Linked DNA regions of Homo sapiens: region 1 is linked to region 2. A link is a loop called in an ENCODE intact Hi-C map of the cell type or tissue named here. Cell type or tissue: CD14-positive monocyte. All regions are shown on one strand. Each heading gives the region's core, and the rest is flanking DNA. Links, peaks and the distances in the headings are about the cores only.

Region 1 (7,230 bases), core at 1,548-6,547, 73 kb before region 2:
GACCAACGAGGCTGCCGCCCGCCTTCCCTGGGAGCAGCCCTCCCGGCCCCCAACGCCGTCCCCTCCTCATCCCCCCATCTCTCCCTCCACCTTCCTCAGGCTCGGCCTCCCGCACCAGGTTTCAGCAGGGCCTGGAAGTGCTTCTTGGTGATAGAACGGCAGGTGATGGCGCCAGGAGCCCACAGGGCCGAGGTGGGGACGGGGAGACGTGCAGGAACGGCCTGCACTGGGGCCCAGTTTTCCCTCAACCTCCACCTATCCACGGGGATCACGATTACCACACACAGGCAAGGACACAGAAGCAGAGAAGGAAGGTTTGGGATCTGAGGTCACTGCGAGCCAGGGGTGGGGGTCCTGCTTTCTCTGGAGTGCTCACCCCTGAAGGAGACGGGCTCCCCAAACCGCCATCCCAGAAACTGCCTTCAGAACCAGACCTTCCCGGCGGGGTACAGTGGCTCATGCCTGTAATCCCAGCACTTTCAGAGGCTGAGGCGGGCAAATCACTTGAGGCCAGGAGTTCGAGACCAGCTGGGCCAACATGGCGAAACCCCATCTCTACTAAAAATACAAAAAGTAGGCGGGCTACTTGGGAGGCTAAGGCGGGAGAATCGCTTGAAGCCGGGAGGTGGAGTCTGCAGTGAGCTGAGATCGCACCACTGCACTCCAGCCTAGGTAACAGCAAGACTCTGTCTCAAAAAAAAAAAAAAAAAAAAAAAAAAAAAAAGAACCTGACCTTCCAGCCCACTGCCCTCCAGGGACCCCTTCCCCAACCATCGTCCTGTTACCAGCCACCGTCGCCCTTGCTGTACACCCCCCGTGTTGATGACCCGGTAAGTGGCCCTGGCAGGGGAAGGAACCTGGGCACGTGCCACTGGCCCTTGGCAGACACCAGTCAGAGCCTCCTCCTCTCCCCAGGCAAAGAGCACTCTCAGGCCATCCCCATCAAAAGCCAGGAGCAGAGGCCAGACAGACAGACAGACAGACTCGCAGGTGTCTGCCGTGGCATCTCCACGCCCAGGGGAGAGTGTGGGAGGGGCTAGAGTGCACAGGTCCTGCTGGACACAACCCTGAGTCACAGGGCGCCTGCCCCTCCTCTTCCCCCAGCCTTGCCACATGCCAGTGGCTCTCCCTGAGCCCTCAGTCACAGGCGAAACTCACAGCTTGAGTCTCCTGCCACACGGGCTGACGGTGGGAGGAGGAAGGTGCCACGGTCCAGGCATGATGGAAGCAGTGGCCTGGCCAGCTGCCCACTCCCTCTTGCTCACACTCACATCAAAGCCCCTGGACTCCAGGTCTCACCACCAGAAAACAGCCCTGGGACCAGCGCTGGGCCTCTGACCCCCACCTCCCAGGTGGACAGGTGCCCCGATGCCCCAAACAGAGACCACGGAACCCAAAAGACCCATTTCACCATGAGGAAGGACCCCACGTCCAAACAGGCACCCTGTGGGACACACCCTGCCCAGAGGGCCACCCTCTCCATCACTCAAGATGTCAGCACTTCTCTCTAACGCCACTCAAGGCCTGCCGTGCTTCTCAGGCTATTCCTTGCTGGAAATAACGGATCATTCTGGCCGGACGTGGTGGCTCACGCCTGTAATCCCAGCACTTTGGGAGGCTCAGGCAGGAGGATCGCTTGAGCCCAGGAGTTCAAAGCCAACCTGGACAACGTAGTGAGACCCTGTCTCTACAAAAAATCAAAATCAGCAAGGCATGGTGGCGTGTACCTGTGGCCCAAACTACTCAGGAGGCTGAGGCAAGAGGATCGCTTGAGCCTGGGAAGTCGAGGCTACAGTGAGCTATGGTTGCACCACTGCGCTCCAGCCTGGGCAACACGGCAAGACCCTATCTCTAAAATTAAAAAAAAAAACCCAAACAAAACGAAAACAGCCACAGTCACATGTCCTGGGCGCCAGGCCTGGGAGGCCTTGAGGAGGGCCACCGTCTACACCACGACAGCACTGTCCCACAGCAGCAGGCAGAGCCGCACATGCATTCAGGCCAAGGTGAAGGCTGCCGGTGCAGTATGTGACCAGCGGGCCACCCCCACCGCCGCCGCCTTGGCAGATCCGAGAGGGGTGAGGGGTGAGGGGTTGCCCCCCAGCAGGGCATCAGCTGCCCCTGCCCGGAGTGAAAGGATGGGGCTCCGGCGCCTTGCCTTCCCAGCATCTCTTTCCTTAACTCTGCCAGGACTTTGAGAAGGTGGCTTTCGTAATGGAAGAACACGACGTTTACTTCAAGTTCAGCAATGCATTCCGTGCGGTTACTTTCTTTTTTAAATGCAAGCTCTTATAAATTAAACACTAGATGCTGTTCCTCAAACTCCTGCCACACACGGCAACCTACACGGTCCCAAGCGCCGGACACTAACTAAAAACAGACAGGCTCAGGAACACGTGAGCCAACACTCCCGAGAGGCGAGACTCGGGCCGGACGGGAGGCGAGGTCATCAGGGTTGGGAGTGGGTGGGACTAGAAAGATGGGTCTGAAAATAGCCTGCACCCCCTTCCTGGTGCTTACGCGGATCTACACGCATTGCACCGACACTCTCTTGGTTTTGGGGCTGCGCTGTTACGGAAAGGTAAACATTGGGGGGAAACTCGGTGAAGGGTACACAAGCCCCCTGTGCTACCTTTGCTGCTTCCTGTGAATCCAGAGTGATTTAAAAGTCAAAAAAGGGCTGGGCACAGTGGCTCACGCCTGTAATCCCAGCGCTTTCGGAGGCCAAGGCGGGCAGATCACCCGAGGTCAGGAGTTCGAGACCAGCCTGGCCAACATGAAGCAACCCCGTCTCTACTTAAAAAAAACGAAAAAAAAAAAAAAAAATTAGCCGGGCATGGTGGTGCACACCTGTAATCCCAGCTACTCGGGAGGCTAAGGCAGGAGAACTGCTTGAACCCGGGAGGTGGAGGTTGCAGTGAGCCGAGATCCTGCCACTGTATTCCAGCCTGGGCAACAGAGCAAGACCCTGTCTCAAATAAATAAATAAAATAAAACAAAATAAAAGTCAAAATAATGTATAGAGGGGAACTACATCAAACTTTAAAACTTCTACACATCAAAGAAAACAACAGAGCAAAAGGTAACCTATGAAACGAGAAAATATTTGCAAATGTGATAAGGAATTAATATCTGATAAGGGATTAATATTCAGAATACATAAAAAAACTCAGGGTCAGGGGAGGTGGCTCACGTCTGTCATCCCAGCACTTTGGGAGGCTGAGGCGGGCTGATCACTTGAGGTCAGGAGTTCAAGACCAGCCTGACCAATGTGGCGAAACCCCAACTCTCCTAAAAATACAAAAATTAGCCGGGCATGGTGGTGGGCGCCTGTAATCCCAGCTACTCAGGAGGCTGAGGCAGGAGAATCACTTGAACCCAATAGGCAGAGGTCGTGGTAAGCTGAGATCACACCACTGCCCTTCAGCCTGGGCGACAGAGGGAGACTCCGTCAAAAACAAAAACAAAAATAAACAAAAAACCAAAAACCAAAAACAAACATAAAAAAGCAGCGTCTGAAAGTCCCACTTGCACGCCATGTTCACAGCAGCACCGTTCACAATGACCAAAATGCGGAAGCACCTGCTGTGCCGATGGATGAGTGAGTCAAGGAAATGCAGCCTCTCCCCGCAATGGAATAATTCAGCCATAAAGAGGAATGACCACCGACCCGTGCTGCAGCACGACGGGCCGGAGGACACTGTGCCCCGTGAAATAAGCCAGTCAGAAAAAGACAGCTCCCGCAGGTCCACTCGCAAGAGGGCCCTGGAGCCGTCAGGTCCCCTGAGGCAGATGGCAACGAGGGGGCTGGGCAGCAGGAGGAAGGGAGAGCGTTGAATGGGTGCAGTTTCAGTTTGGCAAGGAATGGGTTGTGTAACACTAAGAGCGTGCTCAACCCTACTGACTGCACTCACGGATGATTAAACGGTCATTAAACAAAATGTTTTTTAGAAACAAGGTCTTGCTATGTTGCCCAGGCTGGTCTCTAAGTCCTGGGCTCAAATAATCCTTCCGCCTTGGCCTCTCAAGTAGCTGGTATGAGAGGCGTGCACCACCATGCCTGGCTCAAAATGGTAAATTTATGGTATGTGTTCTTTACCACAGTTTTTTTTAAAACTTAAAGCAGGATTAAAGACCATTTGCTGTTCTGCTCGGCCTGTGTTGCGTCCTAACATTCAGCAGGCCTCTGCCAGGACCAGGCTAGACGCTAGGCACAGAGGATACAGCAGCTGCCCCGCGGGGGGATGGGGGTTACAGTCAAAGGAAACAAGGTGACACACAAAGGCCACAGAGACCAAGGAGAGGCCTTTGCTGTCCATGCAGTGTCCCCATGGCGTTAAGGCAGAGACCTAAAGCAAGACAGACACTGAACAGCAATGCTGGAGGGCAGGGAAGGGCAGGGGACAGCAGGGGAACCCTCCCAGGCTGGCAGAGGACTTCCTGGAGGCCAGAAAAGAACCAAGGGGCACTTCCTCAAGTACAGCAGAGCTCAAGGGGCCACTGGCGACGACCCCAGACCCTCCCCCGCAGCCTTGCTGCGCCCACAGTTCTTTCTCAGGCTGCGGTCTGTGGCTCCGGGTGCCCAGGCAGGACACAGTCCCACACTAACCCAGACCCCTGCCCTGCCAAGGTCTTATGTGGAGTGTCCCAACATGAGTTCCCAGGGATGTCCTGCAAATACCCACCTCCCCTCACTGCCCCCTGAGACCCAAGTGTTTCTGGCTCCAGCCGCTTTCCCTCTCAGTTCTCAAGGAGTTCTGCTTCCTGCCGCCCACACACGGCCAGGGCTGGCTGACCTCACCCTCGCCCTGTCCCAACACCACCAGATGAGCAGTGACTGGCTTGGTCAATTCACCACTACACCACACAAAGCAAGACCGGCCTGAGAACAGGAACAGCAACCCACAGGCAGCTCTGAAGGGCCTGGGCTTTCAGCGGGCACCCAGCCTCCAACAAGCCACTCCACAGTCTGCCCTGCCCAGGGCAGCCACCTCATAGTGTTTGGCCAGCTGTGCCCACGCTGAGGTGGCAACGACACCACCAGCCAACCTGAAAATCCTGCAACAAACCCTAAAGAGCCTGGAGGCAGCTAGGACCAGTTCTCATGTTCACTGGAACAGTCCCGTCAGCAGGGGATGGCCTGGGTTGATATTTTAGCTCAAAACAGCTCTGGAGGCCTTGAACCCAAGGGCAGCTTACAGTACCCCGTCTGTGGCCACACTGGGGTGCGCCTGAGCCTAACTGTGAGCTGTGCCCACCAGTCAGAGCAGACCCTCCCCCAGAAAAGCAGCACCAAGAAATCCAGTAGCTACTCAGGAAGTTGGACAGGAAAGTCACAACGAACACGAATCCCTCTTGTGTTGCTGGTTTTAACACGACCGGGCACGACTCACGTTTCTTCAGAGCGTAGTTTGTGACAGGCACCGTGCTCAGCGCTATGCATGCGTTAACTTTTTCGCAGACGGGAAAACTGGGCAACAGGGAGGCTACAGGCCTTGCAGGAGGCCATCGGCGAGTCCGATGCTCAGAGCACAAACGCCTGGCCTAAGAGGTGGTGTCTTGGCCTCTAGACTCCGCCTCTCCAGTCTGTCTGCAGGGGAAGGCTGGGGCCCTTCAGGAATGGGGTCCTAGCTTCCCATGGGCTCCCCTAGAGATGAGCCAAATTCAAAGCCTGTTCATGTGCGCAGCAGGGCTGACCTCCAGGCTCCACAGCGCATCCCAAACACACACTCCCTCTGTCCTTTCCCCCCGTCCGCCTGCCTGAAGATCTTGTGCTCTTCAAGCCCAAGCCTTGTGACTGCTCCTGCCCCAGGGGCCCTGCAGACCATCCGCACAGGGCACTGGGCCTGTCTCCAGCAGGAAGGAAGCAGCTTTATGCGCCTGCGTCCCAGGCAGCCACAGAGCAAGTGCACGATAAACTATTTTTTAAATTGCTTGTAAGCAGAGTATCCGCTGTTATTAAATGCAAACAAACAAATAAGCTTACAATGACTTTTAAGGGAATAGTTTTTTTATTTTTATTTTTGAGATGGAGTTTTGTTCTTGTTGCCCAGGCAATGGCGTGATCTCGGCTCAGTGCAACCTCTGCCTCCTGGGTTCAAGCGATTCTCCTGCCTCAGCCTCCTGACTAGCTAGGATTACAGGCGCTCACCACTATACTCGGCTAATTTTTCTATTTTTAGTAGACATGGGGTTTCACCATGTTGGCCAGGCTGGTCTCGAACTCCTGACCTCAGGTGATCCACCTGCCTCGGCCTCCCAAAGTGCTGGGATTACAGGCATGAGCCACCGTGCACAGCCGGGAATACTTTCTAAGGTTAAGAGATCAACAGATTATTTCCCAAAAAATCAACTCTTCTATTTGCAAAGACAGACAGGAAACCCCAAGCACATTCAGTCCCAAGAGAAACTCAAATTCAACCTCCATCAAGGTTCCTAATCTTTACCTTTCAGCCCTTAAAGTTGGGTTTATTCCTTCTACCTTGTGAACTTCAGATTTCTTTAATTAAAAAAATTTTTTTTAAATTTTTTGAGATAGGTTCTCAAACTCCAGCCTGGGCAAAAGAGTGACAAACTACCTCGGAAAAAAAAAAAAAAAAGCACCTCACTGCAGCTTCAACCTCCTGGGCTCATGCGACTCCTCTGCCTCAGCCTCCCGAGCCAGTAGCTGGGACTACAGATGCATATCACCACACCTGGCTAATTTTGTTTTTTTTTTTTTGAGACAGGGTTTCACTATTTTGCCCAGGCTGGTCTTGAACTTCTGGGCTCAAGTGATCCTCCCCTACCTTGGCCTCCCAAAGTGCTAGGATTACAGGCATGAGCCACCACACCTGGCCTTTCTTTTAAAACAGAAACACACACACACACACACAGAGGCATACACATACACACACAGGCATACACACAAATAACTAATCACCCATGGCCCCATCACTTCAAATTAACCCCTTCAGATCACTTTTCATGCAGACTACAGCACGGAGAGCAGGAGGGCCCACTTCAAAGGGAGCTGAGCTGCTGCTTCTTATCAGCAAAAGGCAGACTATGACCTTCTTTGTCTGGTGCGTTTCTAAGGAATTGGGAAAACCTAAATGTAGGTTCTATGGAAACAGGCTGATTTTCGTGTCCTTCCTAAACTTTTTTTTTTTTTTTTTTTTTTTTGAGACGGAGTCTCGCTCTGCCCAGGCTGGAGTGCAGTAGCGCCATCTCCGCTCACTGTAAGCTCCG
Region 2 (7,230 bases), core at 926-5,925:
GAGCTCTCAGTTACGTGGCAGTGACGCTCACTGGGGTGTCTGTTTTGCTGCGAGAAAAATGAGCGAGGGGCAGCTGCTGCCGCTTCCCATGGCCCTGTCAGTGGTGCCTGCCTGTCTGCGGGCAGGCAGCGTGCTCCGCTCTCCCCCTTGCCAGCGGAAGGCTCATGGTGCCATGTGCTGGCTGCTCAGACTCCTCAGCAGCCCGGGGACCCCGTGCCCCAGGGTCCTTCATGCCTCCACTCTCTGCGCACTGCCCTCACACCCTGGAGGTCTCAGGGCTGGGGGCGCCACCCAGGCCGGAGCGGGCACAGTGGAAAAGCCTGGCATCCAGGAAGGAGAGCTCCCTCCGCCCCGAGTGACAGGAGGGGACGCTGTGGAGGGAAGCAGCTTGAAATACAGTGGGTAGGACGGCGGGGGGACCCTCAGTGGCGAGGAGCAGTGTGCCTCCAGGGATGCTGGGACGCCGAAAGCCTAGACTGAGACGATCCCACACACCACCTCAGCCTGGGGCCGGGGCAGATGTGAGCGCTGGAGCAGCACCCAGCCCAAGGGCCAGGTGGGAAGCAGATGCCTCGGCTCCAGAGCTTTGAGGTTATTCTGTGAATCCAGATTGCATTTCAATAAATGTTGAGGTTGAACCGTGTGGAATTGCTAATACTGGCAATAGTGGTTCCAACGGATACTTCTAACCACGTAAACACTCACGAAGTAAAGCAGCCCGCATCCCCCACCACCCCTGAGCCTTGATGCCAGCGTGCCTGCCCCGTGCACGCGTGAACCTCGACAGCTTCCCCTGCTGGGCTGGCTTCCCACAGGCGTGCTCTGAGGAGGCAGCTTGAGGATCTCCCCATCCCCTCTCGGCCTCCACCCAGGACACACAGCAGTCACCCTAGAGGCCAGCACCTTCAGGGCTCTTGGGACATTCTGCTGCTCCCTGGATTCTGGTGTCTGTGATGAATGCGGGCACAGGGACCTGCTCCTGAGCCTGGATTCTGGTGTCTGTGATGGATGCGGGCGCGGGGACCCGCTCCTGAGTGGTGAGGCTGCTTCCCTCTTAGATTCCTGCATCAGTTACCTGAAGAGTGCCCTGAAATTTCAAGGCAAGTCATTTAAAAAGGTGCAACTGTTTATAACGACTTAGTTTTGGGAATCGAATTTCCCAAATATTGTTCAATAGAAAACAAGGCATGGCGATGACAGGCTAGGGACTCTGTGGGGCTGTTGCTTCACATGCAGTCCCTGACTCCAGGCTGAGTGTCTGTCAGCACACACATTGTCTGCTCTGCAGCGTGCAGGGGCCTGGGAACACACTGCTTCACCACCACCTCATTTGGGCCCCTGTGTAAGGTTTTATTTGCGGGAGAACATTTCTCTGCTACAGAAACGTGACGAGCCCTGGTCCCTGAGGGCAACAAACGCACCTCCCTCTGAAGTTCACTCACAGAAGGCTCCATCTGCCCCTGACCACGCATCCATGTGCCCTGCCCACCTGGCTCCTGCAACCAGGTGTAGGTGGGGGACAGAGAAGGCTGGGCACAGGCCTGCTGTGAGTGGGGAAGCAGGCCCTGACTTAAGCCACTGAGTGAAAGATTTGTGGCAGATGGGGTGACGGGGCCCCAGGAGGTGAGGGGGGCAGGTGGGGGGCACTGGTTCAGACCCATGTCTGACCCCTGCTCAGCCCCTTGCTGGTTATGAGGGGCCCAGATGAGCTGCTTCTCCTCGGTCCCAAGTCCCTCAGCTGCTGGGAGGAGGGAACACCACCATGAGCCGCTTGGGGGTCGGGCAGCTGAGCACGCAGGACAGCACGCCTGAGGAGCTGGCCCCCCGCGGAGTCTCCGGTCAGGCAGCGCCCTCGTCTTGGATGCTGTGAATTCAGTGACAGGGAAGCCGGTGTTGCTGGTGGGCTTCCCCTTCCCACCTCCACCCCCACGCCAGCGCCTTCAAGGGTCAAGTCAGGCAGAGAGGAACAGCTGTCTCAGGAAGACAGAAATAGCAGAGTAGGGCCCGTCCCTGCAGGGATACGACCACTGCAGCCAGGCCCGGCGGCTGGGATGAACCCTTCCCATCAGGAAGACATGGGACCCAGGGCTTGCAGGCAGGTGAGGGGGAGGGCGTGATGCTTCCCGAAGCCACTGCCCAATGGAGGCACAGCCTGTGCCGACCGCCCTTTCCGAGGCAAACAGAGACCACGAAAGTGGCGTGACGGCTGGCGTGGCCTCTGGAGCCCACCTGCACTCACCACTGCCTCTCTGCTCTTGGCCCACAGTGCAGTTCGACATGATGCGCGCCTGCAACCTGGTGGCCACGGCCGCGCTCACCGCAGGCCAGCTCACCTTCCTCCTGGGGCTGGTGGGCCTGCCCCTGCTGTCACCCGACGCCCCGTGCTGGGAGGAGGCCATGGCCGCTGCATTCCAACTGGCGAGTAAGTACCTGGGCGGGTGTGGCCACCGCGCCCTTGCCCCCTGTGGCCTTCTGGTGCCACAGGAGGGTCCTGAGGCCTTGGGTGGCCTGGGGGGAAGCTGCAGGCCATACCTCTCAACATGGCCACAGGCCACTGAGAAGCCCCATGGGGCATCCTCCCTCCCTCTTGCTGTAGGCAAGAATGATGAAAGACAGAAACACACCCAGGCCAAGGAGCAGGGAGGCTGCGACCACCTGGCGTGTCTGTCACACCCTTTTCCACTTTAAAGGCTGAGGCACTTTGCTTTCCTGAGTCTGTGGGGTCTGATTGCTGACTGGCCCTTGTGCAGTCCACATGGGGCAGCCTGGGTCCTGCCCCTTCCTCAATGCTGAGGCAGCTGGTGGGGAGCAGCCCCTGGGCAGAGGCAGAAGAGCCCATGCCTGGCCCTGACCTTCCCAGCTAAGAGGCCTAGAACAGGTCAGGCCTAGGAAGGCCAAGGCATGTGCTCTGTTATAAACGCAGCTTCCTAGGACCTGCCTGGGGTCAGCCTGGGGTCAGCGCAGGCCCTTTCCGTGAGCGGGACAAGACAGAGTGAGAACACGCTAGCACGTTCCACACTGCCTGAGCCGACAGTGAGGTGCCTGCACGAGCACATGCTGTGTGCCTGGCTCGGACACTGATGCAGACGGCAGGACCATCACGAGGCCCTGGCTTCCCCAAGCCGCCATGTGAGTTGGGGAGGAGGCCCGGCCTTGCAGGCGAGGGGCCATTGGTGCTCAGAGCCTCCTCTCAACGCTCTAGACCCAGCAACCTGGGACAGGTCTTGAGAAGACCTGGCGTCATAGAGGGTGACAGTGATGGAGTTGTCGTCAACGACCTATGGAAGGGTCCTGCGGTGTTCTAGACAAGTGCTTGAGCCACAGCAGTGTCCAGCCATGACCCCCAGCGACCCCAGGGGGCTCTGCTGGTCTTCTGTGGCTGACTGAGAGGTTTGAAGACTGTGGGCATCTGGGGCAGGCTCAGGTCTCCTGCTGCTCACTGGGACAGGTCAGCCCGGTGCCCGCAGAGACAGGGACACAGAGAAAGCGAGCATGTCGGCCCATGGCTGAGCATGACCAGCACGGAGCTGCCCGCACCCTCCTTCTCCTCCTCGAGGCCGGTGCAGCGTTCTGCAGGTTGCCCTGCAGTTCCCACAGAGGAAGTGGCAGGAAGTCCAGAGTGAATCATTCTAGGAATAATGATCCTGGGCCCTTATCTTTCTTAAGAAATACAATTTCCAGAAGGAGGCTGACAGACTGTGGGGGCAGGTATTCCTGTGCTGGAAAGTGCCCTGAGCGAGTCAGGCCGGGCTCTCTGAGCGCTATTAATAGCATGGCGTGGCCCTGGGCAAGTCACTTCCCCTGGCGGGTAGGGGCGGGAAGGGAGGGGCCTCGAGGCTTCAGTGGAAGAGCACAGGGCGTGGAGCCTGGAACTGGAGCTGTGTCTTGGCTCCATCACCATCGACGTGGGGTCAGGCAGATGACTAAACTAACGTGAGCCTCTGCATGCCCAACTTCGAAAAGGGTAATTTCTGCCCCCACCCAACTGACTGTAAGAACGAATGAGACAGGGATGTGGGACCTAGGACTGACTCCGCCTCCTCCCCTCCTGCATGACTGCAGGGAAAACATGAGACTCTCAACGAGGTACCCAGGCTAGGAAAGCTCCCACGGGGCCCTCTGCTGACCCGAGGGCCATAAAACAGAGAAGTGGTTTTCCTGTCTCACTGAAATGGCCAATCTCTACCGCGTGCAGGAATCGGAAATGCCGTGGCTTAAAGAAGGAAATGGAAGATTTTGAAAATGTAATTGGAAATGCTGGGTCAGAATAAAGATATTTTAGCGGCATAGAGAAAGCAAAAGCAATAGTTTTTGATTCTGAAAATAACTCCTTCTGTAAGATAACCCAATGGATCACTACATTTCTTTTTTTTTTTTTTTTGAGATGGAGTCTTGCTCTGTCACCCATGCTGGAGTGCAGTGGCGCAATCTCGGCTCACTGCAACCTCTGCCTCCTGGGTTCAAGCGATTCTCCTGCCTCAGCCTCCCGTGTAGGTGGGATTGCAGGCACCTGCCACCACGCCCCACTAATTTTTTTTTTTTTTTTTGAGACGAAGTCTCACTCTGTCACCCAGGCTGGAGTGCCGTGGCACAATCTCGGCTCACTGCAAGCTCCACCTCCCGGGTTCACGCCATTCTCCTGCCTCAGCCTCCTGAGCAGCTGGGACTACAGGCGCCCGCCACCATGCCCGGCTAATTTTTTTTGTATTTTTAGTAGAGATGGGGTTTCACTATGTTCGCCAGGATGGTCTCGATCTCCTGACCTCGTGATCCGCCCACCTTGGCCTCCCAAAGTGCTAGGATTATAGGCGTGAGCCACCGCGCCTGGCCACGCCCCACTAATTTTTGTGTTTTTAGTAGAGACGGGGTTTCACCATGTTGGTCCAGCTGGTCTCGAACTCCTGATCTCAGGTGATCCACCCACCTCAGCCTCCCAAAGTGCTGGAATTACAAACGTGTGCTACTGCGCCCAGCTGGATCACTGCATTTCTTTTTCTTTTTTTTCTTTTTTTGAGATGGAGTCTCGCCCTGTGGCCCAGGCTGGAGTGCAGTGGCGCGATCTCGGCTCACTGCAAGCTCCGCCTCCCGGGTTCACGCCATTCTCCTGCCTCAGCCTCCCGAGTAGCTGGGACTACAGGCACCCGCCACCACGCCTGGCTAATTTTTTGTATTTTTAGTAGAGACGGGGTTTCACCGTGTTAGCCAGGATGGTCTCGATCTCCTGACCTTGTGATCCGCCCGCCTCGGCCTCCCAAAGTGCTGGGATTACAAGCGTGAGCCACGGCACCCGGCCCAGATCACTGCATTTCTTAATAAATCTCCTTGAAACTCTTGTTTAGAATTATTAGGACTACTGTGGATTTGGCATGTCGAAAATGACAGCTTACTTCCTGCAAAATCTTATTTCAGGACAAGATAGTGTTTCTAAATGTATTTTAAAAAATCACACATGGGGGCGAGCACCCTGATGGACTAAACCGAGCTGTCTTACAGCATTCCCGGGGGACAGGGCTGGAGGCCTTCGGAGGCCTGTCCTGGTCAGGAGGGATGGTGGCGGGGGCGGGACTGTGCTCCAACACGACCTCTGACAAGGTTGGACCAGGCTCTGTTCAACAACCGCCAGAACGGCAGGCACCAGGGCGAGGGCCAGCAGCACCAAGAGGGCCCCTGGTGTCTCGGTGGCTTTTCTTGCCCCCACAGGCCACCTCTCCCCCTCAGTGTCCAACCATCACCCCTAACGGGTCTGTTTTGCCCAAAAAGGAAATGCATTTTGGCCCTGTTTAGACTTGTTTCATTGACAAACAGGACAGAAAGTAGCTATGTGCCTTTCTTCTATCATGTTGCTAATTTTAGAGTCGGGTTTTTTTTCCTGTACTCGCGTCTGTTTTAAACAGTCAGGGAGAGACTGAAGGGCGCCAGGATGTCCTGTCACAGGACAAGGAAACGCCTGCTATTACCTGTTATGCAAGTGAACCTCGATCCCAGGGCTCGGCAGAGGTGGGGTGGGCAGTGGGGAGAGAAGATGCTCATGAAAGGAGGAAAAGTACATGGAATTATGGGGAGGCTGGAATACCCTGGAAAGCCAGAGTGCAGCACACTGAAAGGAAGGCTCCTTGTCAGCTCCAAAGAGAGGCGATGGGGCCTGTGCTTTTGCTCTCGCTCCATGAATGTTTCTGGGCTCAGTGCCATGCTCAGCACGACGTCTGGGTCTGCAAAGGGACCACCCTCCTCGCCCCTCAAGGCTCCCTCTTCCCTGCTCTGACACCCAGAGAGAGCAGCTGAAATGTGCGGGGACCCCACTGTCCTGGCTTGGCTGCCGCTGCCCTTGGCATTCTATTCAGAGCTTGCATTCTGCTCACTCCACAGACCCCTAGCTTCTCCCCTCTCCTCCTCGTGGCCTCTTTTCTCTGCACTGCACCTCTGTTCTTTCACAGTCTGTGGTCTTGTTGATTTGTGCAGATAGGCACGGGCAGAGAGGGAAAGGAGTATTGAAGGGGGTCAGGGCAAGTTGCCAATGGAAGGTAAAAGGTCATTACAGCCTCTGATGGCTGCAGCCACAGCATGACCCTGGCACCTGACGCCTGAGTGGCACAAGGCTGAGGGCGACTTCTGCAGGCAGCCTAGGCCGGGAGGCTCCCTGGCACTCTCCGGTGCCTGAGGATGCTCCGAGCCCTCAGGTGTTTCCCAGCTGGATCGCTGGCTGGTTCTGCAGGAGCCCAGAGCAGGTGGCCTGGGTTCTGCTCCTGGCTCTGCCCCTGGTCAGCTGTGAGTGCCTGGACGAGCCCCCCTTCCCCTGGTGTGATCTGTGCAGTGGAGAGTGACCACTCCAGCGCACAGATGTGCCCTCGTCAGCAATGCTCGCAGCTGTTATTCCAGCGTCTCTCTGAAGCCCTGCTGGGTAACATGCATGCTGAGAAGCTTCAGGCCCGAGGCGCATCCCACGTGCTCCCTGGTGCAGCACCTGTGCTCCCCACCTAGGCCTGTCTCCCTCGGGGGCGCAAACTGTCCTCTTGGCAAGAACACTGCCAGGATCCGTTCATGGAGCAGGGCCCTCCCGCCCGCAGCTCTGGCTTTCACACAGGGCCCGGGCCTCAGGGTCTGCTGTCCTGAGCCCGGCCTGAAGAGAACACTTTTCGGTGGTTTGATCCAGCAGCCCTGCAGAGCTCTGTACTTGGGTTGAGTCATATCTTCAATGGGCAACTCCTCAGCTGTTGCTGGAGCCCCAGGGCA

What was found. Peaks named below come from ENCODE experiments on the same cell type or tissue, not always from the same donor. Only the 100,000 strongest peaks of a DNase experiment are listed, where the experiment ranks them.
Region 1: it touches region 2 in a loop (4-fold over the local background); 12 of 110 quality-filtered maps call a loop at or near these places.

What each region holds. Positions count from the first base shown.
Region 1 is chr16:1,466,231-1,473,460 of GRCh38, forward strand. The region is part of intron 1 of CLCN7 (chloride voltage-gated channel 7); the gene reads right to left. Among named protein-coding and RNA genes, the nearest start is that of CLCN7, 5.2 kb to the right of the region's middle. In CD14-positive monocyte, for the core only: no CTCF peak of the experiment used is centred there; DNase peaks (open chromatin) are centred at 3,581 and 4,831; H3K4me3 peaks cover 3,487 bases; H3K27ac peaks cover 4,940 bases.
Region 2 is chr16:1,539,655-1,546,884 of GRCh38, forward strand. All of the region lies in intron 19 of IFT140 (intraflagellar transport 140), which reads right to left. It overlaps TMEM204 (transmembrane protein 204), which reads left to right. Exons shown (of 3, transcript NM_024600.6): 2 at 2,267-2,422. Among named protein-coding and RNA genes, the nearest start is that of TMEM204, 9.6 kb to the left of the region's middle. RefSeq lists an enhancer at 2,767-3,469. In CD14-positive monocyte, for the core only: no CTCF peak of the experiment used is centred there; a DNase peak (open chromatin) is centred at 3,997; H3K4me3 peaks cover 1,729 bases; H3K27ac peaks cover 1,588 bases.